2 separate regions of the Homo sapiens genome follow, and region 1 is linked to region 2. The links are chromatin loops, found by intact Hi-C in ENCODE. Cell type or tissue: ascending aorta. All regions are shown on one strand.

What was found. A loop is a pair of places that touch in the nucleus more often than their neighbours do. Peaks named below come from ENCODE experiments on the same cell type or tissue, not always from the same donor. Only the 100,000 strongest peaks of a DNase experiment are listed, where the experiment ranks them.
Region 1: it touches region 2 in a loop (1.8-fold over the local background); 2 of 110 quality-filtered maps call a loop at or near these places.

The regions. Positions count from the first base shown.
Region 1 is chr2:212,030,730-212,038,729 of GRCh38, reverse strand. The region is part of intron 2 of ERBB4 (erb-b2 receptor tyrosine kinase 4); the gene reads left to right. Among named protein-coding and RNA genes, the nearest start is that of MIR548F2, 390 kb to the left of the region's middle. In ascending aorta, no CTCF peak of the experiment used is centred here; no DNase peak of the experiment used is centred here; H3K4me3 peaks cover 951 bases; H3K27ac peaks cover 2,701 bases.
Region 2 is chr2:212,340,743-212,348,742 of GRCh38, reverse strand. The region is part of intron 1 of ERBB4 (erb-b2 receptor tyrosine kinase 4); the gene reads left to right. Among named protein-coding and RNA genes, the nearest start is that of MIR548F2, 82 kb to the left of the region's middle. In ascending aorta, no CTCF peak of the experiment used is centred here; no DNase peak of the experiment used is centred here; H3K4me3 peaks cover 631 bases; H3K27ac peaks cover 4,325 bases.

The sequences.
Region 1 (8,000 bases), 310 kb after region 2:
TATATACAACAAAACTGACCTTCTCCTCTGTAACTTTAACACCATGATTTATAGATATGGTGAAAGAAGAAGAAGCTTTAACAATTCAGTGGTCAGAAAAATCATTTTTCTTTTCCTTATGGAGGAGAAAAAAAGAATCAACGAGTAACTCAATTGTTTTGAGAATCAGAACACACAAAGTACAAAAGAAAAAAATGTCTTAGGTAGAGATATTTTAGACATACATTTTTGAACAGCCGTCCTCTTTGTTTCAGTCACACACTTTGCTGGTAACCATGGGGACTCACTCAGTAAAGGTAGAGTGCAGCTGGATACCTTAGTTGTAGTAAAAAGCCTTGGAGAAGCCTAAAGGAAGGACCATATTTGACTAGAATTATAAAGTTGTTAGATTTTGCTTACTGAATCCAATTAATCATGAAGGAACTATTCAATGATATTTTTATCTAGATTTTTTCTTCATATATATAAATAAAGAGACTAATATATAATAGATTATATTCTAGGATAATGAATTTTATATTGTATTTATAAAAGGAAATATTTGGGAATTCTCCACATTTTTAAAGCTACCTCCTATAGGCAGGAAGTAGCTTCTCCACATTTTTCAAAAGTTACATCACATATTTCTATATACCTGAAAGTTTATCCCATAATAATATATTTCATCACCATTTTGAAAATGATACATGGAATGTTATGGCTACTTTAAATAAATACATGATTAAAGAACAATACTTTTTGTGAAATAAATACAAAGAAATACAACGGCTAATTTTTTCAAAATCCCTGAGATTCTAAGAATCATTCTCTGTTGTAGTGCCCTTTGAAGAAGTATCTTGAAAAATATTTGCTCTCATTCCCCGGTGTCCATCTAAACTTTATTGTTTGGTCTAGATGTTTTTATCTGATTAGAATTTCAAGCAGTTATTTAATGTCTATTAGATTTACAACGTTCCTTAGAAAAGATTAATTTTTAATTTTACTTTCATCCCTTCCCCTGACTTCAAAAAGTTTGTAATTTCCACAGAACCAATCTGCACATAAGAAGTTTATGTCAAAATACAAAGACATGTTTGTCAGCAAGAGAATGTTAGTCTTTGCCCAAATATTCAGCCTGTGGCATTTCTCTGTATTCTTCTGCATTGGAACACCCAATGTGTCCACTTTAACTTACATAAGGAACGTACAAATCTTGAATGTTATTAGCTAGATGTTGTTTGTAGGCTTTGGGATACACTTATAAAGCATTTATACAAGTTATTGAACATAATAGCTTTAGTGTTGTTTTTGAGATGCTGTCATTACCTTTTCTTGGTAACTCTCATTATCCAGTTGGTGCTTTCCTTAGGCTAAGCCTCCTGTTACATCTGTGATCTTCCAGATATACTCATTCTCATCTCTCAGATGTGTTCCCTCTCTAACATAGCAGGGCTCCATGCTGTTCTTAGAACTTGGAAACTTGAAGACACAAAAGGTCTAGGCTAAGTGCCAACTTCCCCTTCTACACTTTGCTGAGTTTTCCTAAAGTGAAATGAATCCTTTTACTAAACAGACAAAACCCAAAAACAAAAAAACAAAACAAACAAACAAAACAAAAACAAATGAACAACAAACAAAAAAACCCTTCAAAATTGTTTCTGATTAAAAGCTGATTGATTATCAGTGAAAATGAAAAGGAGGAGCAACATGATAGCTGAATAATTTTCTCTACTGTAGCGCCTATTTCTTTTGCCTAGAAATAGCCCTCAAACTGTTCTACCAAGTTGATAAAATCTAGCTGCATTTCTGCTATCTCTAGGATTTGCTTTTCAATTCGGGGAACTTTAGACGCACAATGAGAATTTCTCTGTCCTTTGTCCCCAGATTTTAGAAAATCATAAGCTTCAATCAAAGGGTAGTTGTTAGTATTTTTTTAATAGAATCTAAACTTGCATGGAATATACTCATAAGAATAAAATGTATTTGGCCGGGCATGCGGTGGCTCACGCCTGTAATCCCAGCACTTTGTCAGGCCGAGGCGGGAGGATCACGAGGTCAGGAGATCAAGAGCATCCTGACTAACACGGTGAAAACCAGTCTCTACTAAAAATACAAAAAATTAGCTGGGCGTGGTGGCGGGCACCTGTAGTCCCAGCTACTCAGGAGGCTGAGGCAGGAGAATAACGTGAACCCGGGAGATGGAGCTTGCAGTGAGCCCAGATCACTCCACTGCACTCCAGCCTAGGCGACAGAGCAAGGCTCCATCTAAAAAAAAAAAAAAGAATGTATTTATCCATGATTTGAACTAGTTCCACGGCGTCTGGTATAATGCTGTATGTATAAGCGTCACCAATGCATGCTTTCTAGATAAAGAAGGGTTAAAAAAAAAATGTACTCTTGACTTTCTCATCAGAAACAATTGCAGCTTTCATGTTGCCCATAACAAGTCAGAAATTGAACTAGCATTTAACTGTTTTATCCTTTTTTTAAATCAAGTTTTGTTTGAAGACATTCTCACAGTTCAGGAGAAGCCTTTGGAAAGGAACTGTTGGGATCAGTAGGCTAACTGTCTTCTCAATATGAACCTCAAGTAGATAGCAATGAGGTTGATAAAGGTGACTCATCCTATATTAGTTTTGTCTGATTTGTAACTGATATGAAGATTTAGCATATTAATTATTGATATATAATGGATAACAATTTTACTTAAGTAATACAGGAGGAATTAAGAATATATCTTATAAATGTTTACCTATATGTATCCCAGGTAGAGTTCATATGTACAATCACTAAAAAATGCTGTCTTCTTTTCCTCTATAGGAAATCAAAAGCATAGGAGTAATCAAGTTTAATTTTAGAATCAATTCAAGTGATTGGCAATTTTTTTATTATATGCCTGTTTGGGTCAGGTACTTTGCTAAGAATGAGGACAAGATGAACCTATCCATTCACTTATTCTTTGAAATATTAATACTTATTGTATCTGCTGAGTGCATATTACATGCCAGGGACTGTTAGATTCTGAAGATTCTGAAGACAAAACAGCATTTTTGCCCTCAAGTAGCTAACATTTGCGGGAGGAAAGTACATGACACATTCCTTGCCATCAAAGATTTTATGGTCTAATAGAAGACAATAGCAAATGTAAAAATAGAAACAATACAGTGTGACATGGGTGAAGAGTGAAATGTATGTATGTTAAAACATTATTACAGAAGAGAGCGCAAAGATTTATCTCATCTAGGGACATCAGAAAAGCCTTTCTGAGTTGATGACACCTGAGCTGTGGGTTTTGAAGCATGAATATTTTGCATGTGGATGGAACTAGTTAGAAGTGGGTGGAGGGATGAGACACCTCAGAGAGAACTAGCAGATGCAAAGTCATAGCGCTCTAAAGCAACACAGTGTATTCAATCATCTATAAGCTATTTGACATTAACCCAAATAAAACAGTTAAGTTCTGGGAGCTGAGTGGGGACAGAGGAATGAGATAAGAACCTGTACCTAAGTAGAATCAAATTATGCTAAGGAGCATGGACTTTATTCTATAGGAACTGGAAAGCCTTTCATAATTTTAAGCAAAAGATTAACACAGGCTTGAATTTTAGAGAGACTACTCTTTTAATAGTGTTTCTCAAAGAGGAGAATTGCATTGATTTATGTTCTCTGTTATTAAACTATTAGCCTCTGAATGAACATCATCGTATATGGTGCCTCTATCTAAGTTATTATCTAAGATATTTTCCTACTGCTTGTCAGCGGGAAATAATGAATCAGCAAGGAATTAACATAACCTAATTTTCATGGAGTCATTTCCTAAAAATTTCCACACAAACTGAATTTTGAAAAAGGTGGACATTCACTTTGTTCCAGTGAAACCATCCCATTGGCTTAGCATTTTTGCACCAGTCTCACATATATTTCTTATAATCAAATGAGAGAAAAATCAGTGGATCTTTTCCAAGTCATTTACGTTTCTAAATGTATCAGTTGTGACTATGATATAAGAGAAAAAGGCTAAAGAATCTTGACTATATGGATAAAAAAGAAACTAACATTTGTTAAACTAAAGCTGTTTCCCCCAAGCTTTTATTAATTTCCATACCCCAACTAATGTTATTAACTGTTAAGTTTATGTACTCCCATTATCTATTTCTATAAAGAAATACATGACTATAATTTTGATCACTTAGGAGCTTTCTGAAGTAGTCAATGAGTAAAATTATTGTACGGATCACTTTGATTTCATTTTCCCATCAATTATTATGTCTAAAGGATAGTTTTTGCTTTGTCCATTAGCTGGGAATCATAACCACTATTCCTTTTTAATCCTTTGTAAGGTAAGAAAATAGAGAAAACTAACAAAATGTCAGCTAATAAAGCCATATTGACTTATTAGATATTTATTTCCTTTTTATATATTTTGTCCATTAGAGTAATTTAATAGTCAAAAGTAGAACTAATTGTCTGCTTTCACACAAAGTGAATGTAGGTAAAGGTAGGGAAAATGCATAATTGATATTCCCTGCAGAGAAGTCTCTCTGAAGGGACATATAAAAATAAGAAGAAACACAGATTAGTAAGCTGACACAAAGGGTTTTTTTTAATATGGGTAATTATCTTTATTATGTATACAACCAGTGGGAAGTATACTATCTTCAGACTTGCTCATAACCCCTACTGATTTTAAGAGACAAGAAATAAGACTTTGGGTCTACACTTCATTAAATCTGCAATTGTTTAAAGGGTTGTGTTTTCTTCTGTAGTTAAATGAGGAAGCATAATGATTCATTTTTGATTATGATTTATTGAGATTTCCTGCTACAATTTTTGTGGCATTCAGTATTTTCCTTATACTATTTCATTATAGAATCTTCACAGCGTAATTTGGTATTAATATCTCTATTTTACACATGAGTAAACTCAAACTCAGAACTGTTAAATAATTTACCAAAGATCAAATAGCTAATAAGTAGCAGAGATTATATTAAATTAAACTAAGGTCTCCATGACCTTAGAGCCTCCAATTTTAACTAATACCTAAAATGGCTTCCATGCCACTGTTTAAGTTATTACTTCTGGTAATACTTATATTGTAAATGTTGCCCTTTGGTATGTACAATTTTTACAATTTCCTGGATCAAAGTTAAAATAACTCAATTTATTTTAAAAATACAGTTACTTTATAAATTTTAAGAACCATATTATGAAGGTTACATAATTCCCTTTTCTGTTTAAATACAAATATTGGAAAAGTTTTTTTGCTTTTAATATTTTAAAATTTAGGCTCTTTGCAAAATATATAAGGAATTTGGTTCTTAATTGTTTATCATCAGTTTTAATACTCTGACATGATATTATTTTGGTTGCCTTGAGCTGCATTACAAAATTTAATAAAATATTATTTTAATAGCACCAATGATTAGCTACATACCCAGCTTCTCTTTTGAGATCCCAAGGGTCCTCCACTACCTTCATTAGAAAAGTAATCTTGATATCACTAATTTGTTTTTCCAAATTGCCTATCTAAAAGTGTACAAAGAATAAGTGAAAGATTTGGGAATATAAATCAGTCTCTAACATTATTATAGATTTCTGAGTAGACTAAAATGGTACATTTATATAATTTTGTAAGTATCATTTCTCCCTGCCGTGTATCTAGTTTTAAGCTGTGTTAATAGGGCCACCAAATGAATAGACTCAATGTTACTCAATATCCTTTCCCAGTTTCCTATCAACTCTCACATAGAAGTGAAATTAGTCATCTTGCTAAGTTTGTTTTATTTTGTTTTGGGTTTTTTTGGTCCAGTCTTTCTTCCTTCATTTCTTTTCTTTTTTAAAACTCCTTTTCTCTCTGAGAAAAAATAACTGAACTTCCTTTCCCTCTTATGATATTTTCAGTTCCATATAAATATTTCTTCCTATAATTTCTTATTTCAGGAACCACTCTCTAGCCCATCTATGTCCTTACCTATAAACTTATCAAGAAGCATGTCCATATGGAAGTCTGTAGAAATAGGGTCAGTGCCAATACCACCCTCCCCCACCAAATTGTATGCTACTAAACAAGTACTTTATTTCCTATGTATATTTTATTTTGAACAAAGAAAAATGTAATTTTCTCTAAAGATTATTTTATTAAAATTATATCCACATATAAAGTATTCCATTTGATATGATAATGCACTGATGCTTAAATATGTACTTATCAAAAGTGGTGAAGGTATTAAACTAGTCTCTATCTGTTCATATTTGTTTAAATATAAAACTATGAAGCCATGCATTTTTGTGGCTTTTTAAAAATAATCAGCAGAATGCATATGTGGCATTTTCATATTGCTTTCTATAATAACATCTTGAGTTTATTAGTGGCCAATTTAATTTGTGCTAATCAGCCTAAGGCAAAAGGAGTGGCAAATTAACTTGACACATACATTTGATGTTTTTTCAGTATTTCTAGGTTTTGCACTATAACCACAACATGGCAACCCAGAATAAACACACAGATCTACAGTGTCACTTCCAATTACCACATTACTTTAAATAGCTGTAACTCACTGAAAAGCCAGCCGTGACTCATTATCATCTTGGTTTTAGCTGAGAAGGCCTGCATCAACATTGCATATGAAATGGCATGTTTGAAAATTGTACACTTTCATTAATGGTCTGAATCTGGATTTACAGCATATTTTTCTAAAATAATATTTAGCAATATTAATATACTTGGCAGAGTCATTCTTACTCAGACTCAAAACAGGCACCAAGAGACAGCAAAGTTGCTTTCCCTGCAGGCTCCTTCTTAACTCCTACTCTAAACTCACCAGGGATTGTGCAGCGGGAAATAGTTTAGTGACTAGGGAAATTGCCATAATAATCTTTGCCATCACTTGTCTTTCCTTGAGTCTTTTCTGCACACAATTTAATATAAAGTGTCAGAAAATGACTTCTCTAAAAATTTTGTGATACATATCGTCAGCCATCATTTTTCTAAAGAACAGTAACCTCAAAATGTGGTCCATAGAGTTACCATTTAATTTTTTGTTCAAACTGGGACACTTTTGAAAGTGAAAGGAGTCACTATTGATAATTAAACCATAAAAACAGGTATAAAATGAAATCGTCCACATCATATCTGAAAGTCTGGTCATTCTATCATCAACTGCTCTGCAAGAGAATCACGTAGTGTGATTGTTTACAAATCTAAATTCCTGGAGCCCATCTGCTAAACCAGAATCTCTGGCTTTGTGGCCTGGGGGTCTGCATTTTTAAAAAAGCTTTTACAGTTGCTTCTTAAGTGTATTAAACAAATAACAATAGCTGGCATTATATAATGATTAACATGTGCCAGGCACTTTTCTAATTTCTAATATATGTTATGTTTTAAAGCCTCACTTTAACTATGATAGAATGACAGGTTGATATATAAAAAATTTAAATATAGAAGGAAATGTGGCTACTTGGAAACATTTGAATGACTGGTCAAAAGATTTACATTTTACCTCGATTTCTGGAATCTTGCAAGTCACAGCCTTAATTCAATAATCTGGGATCTTGAAAAACAACTAAAAATTTGAGAACAAAGTCATTAGTGAAGAGATGATATTTTAGCTGGGCCTTAAAATCAAAGATTTTGCTGGGCAAAGAATGGAGCCAGAAGGAGTAGCTTGGGTATAATCAAGGAATCATAAAATATCTAGCATGTCTAAGAGAAGTGAGTTTCATGAGGCAGAAGACGGATGTTGGATAAGAGTGTGAAAGGTAATGAGGCTGGAATGGTAGCCTGGTGTTAAATGTCGGTGGATTAGCAGATACTTTGGGATACATACTCTCATTTGCACCCCTCCCCCATGTCTTTTTAGTACTGTATTTACAATACCATGACGGCTGGCTCAATTTCAAACTACCCACGACTGATGGTTTTACCTCCTGGAACTTTCTCTGCTTACAATTGGGGCAGCCAGAAATGCTGGAGAATTAACATTCCTCAAAGAATAGTCCACAACCAATTATTGAACTTGGTG
Region 2 (8,000 bases):
TGTGCACACTGAAGGAAAACATAGACTGTCAGTAATGCCACCAGTTCCTGCAGTACACGGTGGCCCTAGGCATTGAAACTATTTCTGACCAAGTCTGTCCACTGAATTTAGATGTTTACTTTCTTCTATTTTTACATTTTTATTTTTAGAAATAATTTTTTCACATTCTATAACAGATGTTCCTTGCTTCTCAGAATGTGACGATGTGTTACGAATTTGAGTTTTAAAACAATAGTTTATTTTCTTTTTTGATACACGATTAACTGTTTCTCATTATTAGCTGTAAGTAATAACACTAATCCCTTTCTTTTCTTTTCAGTCTTCTTTAATGAATATGTGTTTAACTTCACTCTCATCTTCCTGTGCTGATTTTGAGGAAACTTTAACTCATGGCAAGTGATAATATTTGAGGTATTGTGGCCACACTTTCCAGCAGCTATATGTGATAATATCTGACTCTATAAGTAGGTGCCTTACCAAAATAGGTGATCCTCTTGGAGGATGTTTCTCAGAATAGGAAAGACATGAATTTGGTAATGAAGCACCCAGGTGTTTCACTTGAGGGTATGAGCTCAGTTTCAATGACAGACTATCACGATCTTCCTTTTCCTGTGACATTTTTGGAGGAAAGTTACTTGATTATAAAATAAAAATTTTATTTTCTTTTTGAGTTCTAAACTGTTTCTTGACACTAAGCATTATAGTTCATTGGTTTATACATAAAATGACAAAATACCCCTCCATCCATCCAACATATATAAAAATAGGAATTGAATGCTATTTCACCTAAAAATAGCTGTATGGACTGGAGGTGCCTTTAAGCTCTACTTTAAAATATCTATATTATAAAATGTTAGTGATTCTTGAACTTTCCCCCCTTAAAAGACCAGACCACTAAAACTTATTCATATTTTATATACTGAATTAATTAAATGTTGAAATTAATAAATGGACAGTTATTTCTCTCATATTCAGGTTGAGAATGCAAAATCCAAAATCTAAAATGCTCCCAAACCCAAAACTTATTGAGCACCAATATGACACTCAAAGGAAATGATCGTTTGATTTTTGGATTTGGGATCCTCAACTGGTAAAAATATACTGCATACTGCAAATATTCCAAAATTTTAGACAATCAAATATCTGCAACAGTTCTGGTCTCAAGCATTTTGAATAAGGGATGCTCAACCTGGATTAGTTCTTCAGATCTGAAAGGAAAGAGTTGTATAAGGAAGTGTAACAATTAAATAAAGTCACACTATTTCTATTCCATCCAACACTCCAATATCTGTCATTTCCTCAGAGTTCATTTTGGGTATATTAGTGATTCCCAATGCCCTTTTTTTTGAAATTACAAAGTTAGGAATATTTTGAAATCACTTATCAAAGTTGTAATTATTTACTAAAAGCAGCAGAGAATAACGGAAGTCTTAGAAAACATGGACACTTCTGAAATAACTATAATCAATTATATAGGTCATAATTTATACGTTGAAGATTTGGTAAATTAAAGGCAAAATATAACTGCATTTTTCTTCCTTTGGCATTTATCTGCATATCAAATCTCTACAAAAATGAAATGTGTTATTATTTCCATGAGGAGAGAGTCAAGTGTTTTGGAAAGATTGCCAAAGCATTTTTCCCAACACTGTATCTTACAATGTTAGCACTTAGGCCTATCTGATATGACTCTTTTAGATAAGGCAGTGCCACACAAGTTCATGTTCTGCCAACTCCAAAGACAAGCTAATTCATATATCAGAAACCACATGGTTTTATTTTCAATAAGTACAATAAAAAGAATGTTGTTGCAAAAGTGCCTAGAAAAATATTTATTTTAATGTAAATGCGGCTTAGTATTCATAAAAGTAATAGTCATTTTGAGGTCTATTAATTATTTATTTCCTTCCGTCCCTAATTATTTCCATTCTTTCCTAAGTACCTTGGCCCTCAGAATTACAAATGGTAGGCTCCTTCCTGTGCATTAAAGTTTCAACACATATTGTGTGATAGATCTAGAAAAGTTATGAAACATTGCAATAGTGCTGTAACAGAAATACATACTATGTCCCATAACCAGTAAACCTCCATCAAATATAACTTGACAATATTTTTTCGCATGATGGTTGTTGGTGTTTTGAATCATTGTTTCAGGAAAAGTTTATGCAAACTTTCATTTAAATATATTTTAAAACATTAAAACATTTAAAACATTTCATGTTTTAAATATATTTTAAAACATTTTAATGTTTTAGTGCTTGGTATGAAGGAAGATAGCAAAGTTTAGTGTGAATTGATTTTGAAAATTGAGTCACCTTAAACTAGATTAAACACATACACATAAACACAAAATCCGGACATTATGTATTTGGCTTTAAGAGAATATGTTTTTACTTCACGTTCTTTGCCAATTTGTGGCTTTTCTTGGGGGGGGCCATCATTGAGGAAATATAAAAATAGGTATCAAATACTTAGAAAACATAGATACAGCACATCTGTTAAATGTTTTGCTGGCCCAGGGTGACAACATAAATGTTGATATGCACCTGACAAAAATAGTGCTCTGGTATTCTTGGCTGTGAGCTTTTTATCTGCTGTGACAAAGAACTGGTTATCTCTACTTCTGAGAGTGTGTTTCTAAAATGGAAGTTAAACTGTCTAGACAATTAATATTAGCAAAAAGCTTACTGATTATCACCTTAAATAAGCTTTCTAGTACATGGACTTCTGATAGAATATGCATTTTAAAATGTAGTTGCAAACTTAAATTTCTTAATAGATAATATAAAATATACATTGTATTTATCTCTCTATCTTTTTCGGAGAATTCAAATATATTTTCTGACCTTCATTTTCCAGATATATTGGTCTCAGAACTGGACAATTACTTATCTTGAACCCAAATTCATAGATTGATTGGGGAAATTCTAGCTGAGAAAGTAATTATTTTAGGATTTACATTTTAAATTTACATATAATGATTTAAATTAGCCAGTTAAAATCAACTTTGATAAAGTTTTCATTTTACCTAATTTCTTAACTCCCCTTATGTGATTTTAGTATATCATTTCAAATTTAGCTGTTAATAGAGAATAACTATATACCTGTTATTTACCCAGAAATATATTTTTAAATTTCATGCCACTTTCAAAACTATAAAAACTTATTGTCCGAGAGAAGTGACATTTACGGCATGTTAGCTAAAGTCTAGGTAGTTTCTCCATTTTTTAAAGCTTTGCCCAAATTAAGCCACCGTATCAGAGAGCTATGTATCTGAGCTAGTACCTCTCCATCTGTTGTGACAGCCAAGTATGTCTCCAGACATTGCTAAATGTCTCCTGTGGGAGCACAGTTGCTCCACTTTGAAAACCATAGAATAAAGTATAAAACTCTGTTAGGAATAGCAATAATAACAAAATAGCTAAATTTGATGACTCACTACATGCTAGGCAATGTGTTTAGTGCTTTTTTTTTTTTGAGACGGAGTCTTGCTCTGTCCCCCAGGCTGGAGGGCAGTGGCACAATCTGGGCTCACTGCAAGCTCCACCTCCCGGGTTCACGCCATTCTCCTGCCTCAGCCTCCCGAGTAGCTGGGATTACAGGCGCCCGCCATCACGCCCAGCTAATTTTTTTGTATTTTTAGTAGAGACGGGGTTTCACCGTGTTAGCCTGGATGGTCTCGATCGATCTTCTGACCTCGTGATCCGCCCATCTCGGCCTCCCAAAGTGCTGGGATTACAGGCGTGACCCACCACGCCCGACCTGTGTTTAGTACTTTTATAAACATTATTTTATTTGACTTTTGCAACAACCCTATGAGAGATGTACTACCATTATCTTATTTTGAAGATAACAAAAGAGTCTTAGAGTTTAATTATCTGCCCACTGAAATTTGACAACTGGTAATTGCCAAAATTAGATTTGTTCTAGGTCTTTCTGATTTGAAAGCCAGGGCTCTTAGACTCTTAGACACTCTACTGTTCTGTCTGTACTTGATCATGAGACAATAAATTAAATGATGCAATACATTTTAACTGCATTGTTATATACCATGAAAGTAGGACTTTTAGAGTTGAAATAAGGTGTGGTTTCTATTACCTGATGCATTGATAGAAAAGAAAAAACATTTTTCTTTGTATTACGAAATTACCAAGACTTTTCTGGTTTAGGATTTCTTCCACTTGCTTATACTTCGCTATGTGTGTGTATATATATACACACATACATATATATGCACACACATATACACACACACACACACACACATATATACACACACATATATATGGTAGCTATCTTTGTGTTTAACAGCTCTTTTATCCTGTGGTTCTCAATCTGGAGCAATTATGTGCCTTAGGGGACATTTAGCAAGGTCTGGAGACATTTTTGGTTGTCGCAACTGGGTAGAGGAGGCATGCTACTGGGATCTACTGGTATGCCAGCCAGGAGTCTGCTAAACATTCCACAATGCACAGGATAGTCCCCACAACAAAGAATTATCCAGCCCCATGATGTCATTAGTTCAGAGGCCAATAAACTTGCTTTAACTCTCTATTTTTGAGCACTAAGCTTAGAGACATTAATTCCTTTGTATTTCGTTAATAACTACCTGTATATAATGCTTTGTTTGGTGGCCCCATCTATATAACCATATTTTTCCCCTAAATTTTTCCCATTAACAGCAAATTATGCAAAATAAATTTAAAATGATTTCTTATTCTTTATTCTCTGGAAGACAGAATATGCAGGGTTTGCTTTTAAGATAAAGCAATTATATACAAATGGAAAAAAAATTGCATTGGAATCATCTTAGTCCTTATATATTATTTATTGTAAGAAATGAGTTCCTATGTGATATGAAAAACAGTATGAGGCTTTGGTAAAAGTAAATATAACTAGAAAAATAAAATATGAGATAAACATGAAAAATTAACACATAAAATTAAATTTAACCTAGTCAACCAGTGAAATGTTTGCAGCTGTTTATTGAATCAGGTTAGGTACTATTTCAGTATTTATGGGAAAAGACATTAATCTGTTAAAACTTTGCAAATAACTATGAATAATACTAATGTTATGATTTGTTTTTGTGAGGAATTCTGCTGAAGTGATGTGTTTAGAATAAGATGACTGGGATTTCTTTCTCTAGGTGTTTTACTTATTCAAGTCAGAATCTGTGCTTTCTTGGCCCTCTTTCCTGTTCAGTAAATCCCGTTATAAATTTATGTTCTATTCAATGCATTTAGAGTTGTATGTTGTAGAATGTAGTGATTTATAGCATCCTTTTGACTCTAACAGGGAAATCATGTGTTATTCCTATCATTTTAGCATCAAAATGACTGAACAAAATTAGCAATTTAATTTCACCTGAATACTCTGGACTGTGACACAATGACAAGCATAGATTAAAGCAATAGACACTTTGTTTCTCTCTCTCAGCATTGACTTCATTTTCACATGATATGGAGGTGTGTGTGGTTGAAATTATTTGAGACTTAGATCCACATAGAATAAAAAGTTTCAAGAGTATTATTAGTGGTTTAATGTTAGCTTGGGCCTAAGCAGCGGGTCAAGGAAATGTTGAATGATGTTCCAAAGGCATATACAGTTGTTAAATATGTTCATTGATGACCAGGCTGATGAAATAAAAAATAGACTCTATCAAATTATTCAGACCATAATTCTAGGTGAGCACTGTGAGGTTTAGTGAGGTTTATTGTTGATCATTTGAATTGAGAGTTACTTGACAAGGAGAAAAATATAGAAATTCTTGAGTTAAACATTAATGGAAAAATTCAACTGGTTTAGATTAAAAGAGAACACATAAATGGAAGATGTAAAAGTTTGGGCCTATTTACTCATAGATCAGAAGTTAGATATGAATAAGAAGAATACTACTTTTAAAATGTGTTTACAAAGTTCTAATATTGTATAATGCAAAGTAATTGTTTAGAAACTACAATATAGTTGATTCATGATTTATTAAAGAGATGAGAAGTCTAGTAAAGTTGTAAAAAATGGAGTATAATGCTTGTTATGATAATATTTGGGATAATCAGGTATGAGTAATTACTGTTGGTGCATTACTTTCCCCTTTATAATTGAAAACCCAGATATATGGCTTTGTTTTCATGAATGTGAGGCTAAAAATTCACACTTCCAGCATCATTGTTGTATTAGTCCATTTTCATACTGCTATGAAGGAATACCCAAGACTGGGAAATTTATAAAGAAAAAGAGGTTTAATGGACTCACAGTTCCACATGGCTAGAGAGGCCTCACAATTATGACGGAAGGCACATCTTACATGGTGGCAGGCAAGAGAGTGTATGCAGGGGAACTGCCCTTTATGGAACCATCAGATCTCATGAGACTTATTCACTTTCATGAGAACAGCACGGGAAAAACCCACCCCCATGATTCAGTTATCTCCCACCAGGTCCCTCCCATGACACGTGGGGATTATGGGAGCTACAATTCAAGATGAGATTTGAGTTGGGACACAGCCAAATCATATCATTTATGTTGCTTGTATTAAATTTGTGAGGTTCTTAATTCTTTAATATAAGCAACACCTCAGCCTCCCAAATAGCTGGGACCACAAATGCATGTCAACATGCCTGGATGTTTTGTTGTTTTTACTTTTTGTAGAGATGAGATCTCCCTATGTTGCCCAGGTTGGTCTCCAACTTCTGGGCTCAAGTGATCCTCCTGCCTTGACCTCCCAACGTGTTGGGATTACAGGTCTGAACCACCATGTCCAGCCCTCAAGCCACTTTAGTTTTCTATTATATATTTGGTCAACATATTATTTCTAAAAAATAAAATCTTGATTATTTAATAACAGTGCTATTGTTGCTCTTCTAAGAGGATTCACAGCATCTTCTAGATTATCTATACCTACTGGTTCCCTTGCAATTAGCTCTATGTTGGTCCTTTGAAGCCCAAGGTAAACTCAGAGATCAAGCTGATAAGAATGAAGATAGATTCTTACCAGTTTGATTTCTCTGTTTATTCATGTTCTACAATATAATTTGAAATAACTAAATAAAGAAATTGCAAAATGCCTTATATTAATATTTTTATGGGACATATATTAGGCTTTTAATATGTCATTTAGTCAAAGACAGTCTATACTCTTATAATATGATGGATGGAGCTCTCGTCTATCCCTCATATTATTGAACAATCAACAACTATTATAATCAGTGAATAAGTTCACATTGAATACTTACCCATGGACTGAAATTTGTTCCTGGAACATAACCAATCTAATATTGTTAAATAGTAAGAAAAATAAAAGGAAGCTAAAAAGTTCAGAATTTGAACAACACTGTAGGGGCTATACCTATGCAAATAATATAACTTACAAAAAAAAATTTAAGACATTTCTGGATATTTTCAAAATTGTTAGTTACTAGATTTCTATGAAAATCATGTTTAAAGTCAACTTCACTTCTAAGATAATACTTAGTACCATCTTTTGGGACAAAAAAGAAATATATAATAATACTTATATTTTTATATAATAGCAAATATTTTGGCATATACATTTCAAATTCTTTTAGCAAATATTAGCCTTTATTTTATTTATAATTCCCACAAAGAATTCTGTTTCGTATTTATTTTCAGCTCTTTGTCCTTTGTGGAGAAAAAAATATAAAAGGATTTCCAATAAGATTAAATATTTTATTAAATAACACACATGGAGCCATAGTTGTGAGGCAGTGATTATTTATTTCTCAAATAAAGCAAAGAGCCCTACATATACCTTTTAAGATCTTGATAAATCCTGTGAGTTAAATCAATTGTGATTATCTAAAAATCTTAACTGAGATAGATGATAAAAATAAATGGTCACCTAGGAAAATACTAGTAGCATCGAATAGACAAATATGTATTTATATTTAAATCATTGGATTTTAGCTATAGAACAGGGGTCCTCAACCCCCAGGCCATGGACCAGTCTATGGTCTGTTAGGAACCAGGCTGCACCGCAG